2 separate regions of the Homo sapiens genome follow, and region 2 is linked to region 1. Evidence: read pairs that join two places in POLR2A ChIA-PET (ENCODE). Cell type or tissue: PC-3. All regions are shown on one strand.

Region 1 (2,500 bases):
GGATGCATAATAATTTACGCATTACATTTACGTGTACTTTAAAGCATGCATATGCATATTCACTCTTCAATACGATGTGGTAGGTTCAGGGCGTTCTCTAAGTATTGTTGTGCTGATTGGAATACCTTTATTTCTTTGTTGCATAAACTATGTACATAACGCATCTTCCATAATTGCCAGTGTCAGTGTCTTTAAATGGAGAACTTTAAGAATCAGAACAAGAATGTGAATTGAGAATTGAAAGTCCATTGAAAAGCATTCTGAGGACAGAATCTTTCTTTACTTTTATGACTTTACAGTTGGACGGTTGTAAACTTCCTAATTCCTCATAAGTTTTACTTACTTACCTCTATTGAATCTTTTCAAAACAATAAATTAAAAAAATATTAGTATTTCATTGGCTTTCCCCATATTTTATTCAATTATGAATTTGCAATAACAAGTACAATGGTCCTAACTAGGTTTCAGAACAAACACAACTGATTCTTAATAAGAATATAACGCCATGGGTGGGAGCAGACACGCAGATGCACACTACACAGAAGCAGCCAATTAGCTACGCGTGAGAAAAGGTTTTGGAGTTGTAGCACCAGCTTTGCCTTGGGTGGCCTGCAAAACTGTGGTATTATAGATGATCTACACTGTGTGACAATGAGAAACAACATGTAAGGTTTTCCTTGAGCAATGATGTGTAGCTCCTACTTTTAGTATAATATTAAAGTTGTTACAAGTGAATGTAAAGTACAGCACTTACTTAAGTTGGCTTGACAACTCAAGAGGGATTTGTTTCTTTTTGCTGAGAAAAACAGAATAGCTCTCACTTGTAATCCTAGTACTTTGGGAGGCCGAGGCAGGGGAGATCACTTGAAGCCAGGAGTTCGAGATCAACCTGAGCAACATAGTAAGACCCCTTCTCTACAAAAAAAAAAAAAAAATTAGCCGGTGTGGTGTCACACACCTACAGTCTCAGCTACTTGGGAGGCTGAGGTGGGAGGATCACTTGAGTCCAGGACTTTGACGCTACAGCGAGCTATGATTACACCACTGCATTCCAGCCTGAGCAACAGAGTGAGACCCTGTCTCTAAAAAAATGTATATGACTTGAGTCAGAAAACCTGCGTCCAAGTCTCCACTCTTCTACTCACTAGCTGGGTGAGCTTGGGCTTCACTGGAACCATCTCAATGTGCCCATCTGGGTGTCTGAAAGTTGTATCCAGAATAAAGCTTTACACTCACCTTTACACGGGGGGTCCAAAGCCATCACTATTATGAGAGGAGAATTTGGGGAAAAGCATCAGTTCTGCAGGAAATTTACTGGGTTAGTCAGGGCTCTAAGTTAGAAACAATAGACTTCGACTCTGGGTAACTAAACAGAAAAAGAGTTTGTCAAAGGATATAGAGTAACTTACAGAATTTTCGGGAGGGCTGCAGTGCCAAGCCAGAGGTAATCAACATCTCAAACCCTGAGTCAGAACTGGTTTTTAGCTGCCACCAAGACATAGATGCAAACATTTGTACCACTCTGCACCAGAGAATCATTTAGCCCAGCCAAAGCTGACAAACACTCCCCACCCGCGCCACCCCCAATTCTTGTGTCAAGTACTCAACCTTGTAGCCACTGCCCTCTGCTGCCACTTCATGATAGAGAGGGAGAGAGAGAGAGAGAGAGAGAGACAGAGAAACACTCCCCATTTTTTCCTAAGTCCAGTGTGGATGGGTCTTTTTTTGTTGAAACCTTGGTTACAAATTTGATTCTGGCTATAAATAATGCTAGGAGAGCAAGTACCTATCATTTATTTTCAGCTTTGATAGCAAGTTCTTTAGATAAGAATGCACCAAACATAGAAGCAGCCAAAATGAATGTCAAATATTCACCTAGGCAGAAAGCAGCCGTGCTGAGACCACCATGTGTAGGAAGGCTGAGAGATTTGTGCCTAAGTGAATAGAAAGTGTTCAGAAAGGAGAATCAAGAAAACCTCTTTCCTCGCTTTGGAAGGAGGAAACCTACAGAATCGCCCAAAGCTGGAGGGAATTCAATCATGGTGATAGTTGGGAGTAGCAGCTTTACATCTGTTCTCAAGGTAAGGAGAACAATTGAGATGGCCAGGCATTAATGAGCACCCTTTGAGGGTGATGAATGAGCACCTCTATCTGCCTACTGGAATGGAAATCCGAATAGGATGTATCCCTAATGGGATAATGGAACAGTGCTACTGTGCTTTAATTTCCCAATTTTAGTAGGATTTAGGCAGCTGTGATTAACCTGATAAATGAAGAAGAGGATAGTGCGAAGGGATCCAAACAGCTGAGCCAACCTGGCACTCCTTCCTCCCGCATCCTTGAGGGCCTCATCAGACAAGACTCTTGGTATAGATTCTCTGTCAGGCTTCCAAGGCTAGGTCCCCACGGTGCTGAATGCTGAAGTCAGGGCCAAGATTCTCTTGGCTGTAGTTCTCTTGTGTGCCCGTGGAGGCTGTCTCTAATCCTATTTTGGAATGGG
Region 2 (2,500 bases), 240 kb after region 1:
TTTTTTTAAAGAAATCTGCAGTTCATGCCTTCAGTATTGCTTTAAGGGAAAAGTGTGATTGGGGCTCGGGTGGGGGCATGAGGAGAATACTATACTTCCTCTTCTCAGTAATGCCATTTATTTCATTGATTGATTTATTGGCATCTTTTCCCCTTTTTTATTGCCTATTTTTTTGCTCACTGGTACATAAACTCCTGTCTGCTGTGAATCTCTGTGCAAGTAGTATCTTTTATAGCAGCCATTATCTGCCCTCCAGAATTCTGAAAGCAAAAGTCTCCAAAATGTAAAAAAGCTTCTAGTGCATTGGGAACAGTTTATTGGTTTAGCTTGTTTAATTATAGTCAGAGCTAAGTCAACATTACTACAAGCCCTCTTTTAAAAATTATATGAATACTTCAGTTGGTTTAGGATGATTCTAAATAATTCTTTAGTCATATGCTAGTAATTCATTTTTTTAATAGAAATGAAGAGGTCTAATTTTTGTATTTGTGCAATATTGTATACATATTTATATAACAATCACAAAGATACAGTCATCCAAATATATAGAGATTGCATGTTTTTATAGTACTGCAAAGAATAACACTGTTAGTTTATAAATTCAAACTCATTTTCTTATATAGGTGAGAACAAGCCAAAACCATATTTTTTCCAATGGTTATGATTACCTTATGACAATTAACCCTCTACAATATTATTATTATTTGGGCAGTGGGATTTTGAAGAAAATAACAAAAGACAGAAAAATAGAAAATATTCAACAACAAAGCAGGAAATTATGTTCGACCAGATTGAATACTCAAATTGTGGTTAAACTGATGGCCTGCCTGATATTCTACACTGATTACTCCCTCCCCAGGGAGATATTATAAACAAGGATTTACTGTCAAAATATTTTTTATTTGTCTGAAAACTAATTTGCCAAGCCTGGAGATCAGAGGTTTGGTGCAGATGGGAAAAGCAACCTGTTCCTCTGCCTTGAAGGAATCAGCTGTAGAGAGAACGGCAGCAAGTGGAATGGAAATGTCACTTCAGCCCCGAAGCTTCGTAAATATCAGGAAAGAAGACAGTACCAATCTCCCAGCCCACAGCTCACAAAGCCACTCTCTCTTCCAGCAGGTATTAAACATTAATGACCATTTCTATAATAAGGGGCGAGAATGGCTCTTTGCTATAGAGCTGCCCAATCATTTGAGTTGTGTTAGATTTTCAACAGCAGCACGTTTCACAATTTTTTCCTCTTCCTTTTATCACTGTGAGAATCTTCAGCGTGAAGGTAATGAAGTGCTTCTTTTATCACTCTGTATCATTTGAAATATTTATCTGATTATTTGAATAAAAGATTATGGCAACAATAGTAACTCTATCCCTGCATATACTCAGACTTCAAATGGAAAAAGGAAGCTTAATGAATAAAATAATGCCAAGCCATTTGGCACTAAACTTTTCAGTAACAAAAAAATGCTATGATAAGTTGCAGCTTGTTTACAAAATGTAAACTCACACACAATGCTAAGCATGAGGCCAAAACCTAAGCAACAATTGGCCTTTGGAGTATAAATTAGGCATCAGTAAGTTTAAAAGGGCTTTTTACACATTTGAGCATTTCTGAATACATTCTTGCCCCTTTGTTGATTCCAGGTGGAGTCACTAAAAATAACATGGAATCTATCAGGCAGTTTTCTTAGGACTTTTGTTACTCCATTCTTGTGTCTCTGGTTTTATTGCCTGGTGAGTATAAATGCACAGAAATGCCAGAATACAGGTGGCTTCCAACTTCCACCTGTCTAGCTGTGGGAAGTTTAGTCTTTTGCAGAGAACCCTCCTCAAGCACTTCTTGGAGTAAACATAGGTGGTAACACAAGTCCAAAAACGAGCTTTGCCCTTACTAATTGCCATGGAAGTCCACTTGGACACTTTGTTCCATCCAAGCCCAACAGAGCCATGGGGTCTAAGCTGGCATTTGCTTCTGTTGCCAGAGCTGTTGTGTTGATGCTTTTGGAGCTGCATGGTCGGTGTGCAGCCTCAGGAATCCAGTGAGGTAAGAAGGAGAGCACTCTTCTGTGCTCCCCTCACTAGGGAGTAAGAAGGGGAAATGCCATCGCAAAGTTAGCTGAGCTCACAATCACTTCAGGGTTTAGTGAGACCATCTCTCACTGCACAGAGCCCCTGCCTGCCACAATGCACAGGTACTCTAGGATGCCTGAAGTGGAACAAGCCCCTGCCTAAGCTATCCTAGAAGTGTCTATTAATATTATCCTCTACTACTTGGGTTGTTGAAGAGTTTAGTTCCCGCTGCGATTTCGTCTTTCTTCCTGGAGGATTCTCTTTCAGACATTCCCATTGCTCCTCCTTCAATCTCTCTTTTATCAGGGCCTCTTGGGGCTGCTATGCAGCTCTCAAAAGCCATTGTGTACAGCATTAACTCTTGTTTCAAAAGGCTTCCTAGCATCTATTGTGATTCTGTGACTGTGGATAGATACAGGGGGAGAGGAGCACT

Evidence for each region. ChIA-PET counts read pairs that join two places held together with the same protein. Peaks named below come from ENCODE experiments on the same cell type or tissue, not always from the same donor. Only the 100,000 strongest peaks of a DNase experiment are listed, where the experiment ranks them.
Region 2: POLR2A ChIA-PET joins it to region 1 with 7 read pairs; 2 of 35 experiments call an interaction of 5 or more read pairs at or near these places.

The regions. Positions count from the first base shown.
Region 1 is chr2:151,175,978-151,178,477 of GRCh38, reverse strand. No RefSeq gene overlaps it. Among named protein-coding and RNA genes, the nearest start is that of RBM43, 85 kb to the left of the region's middle. In PC-3, no CTCF peak of the experiment used is centred here; no DNase peak of the experiment used is centred here.
Region 2 is chr2:150,931,561-150,934,060 of GRCh38, reverse strand. No RefSeq gene overlaps it. Among named protein-coding and RNA genes, the nearest start is that of LINC02612, 300 kb to the right of the region's middle. In PC-3, no CTCF peak of the experiment used is centred here; no DNase peak of the experiment used is centred here; H3K27ac peaks cover 261 bases.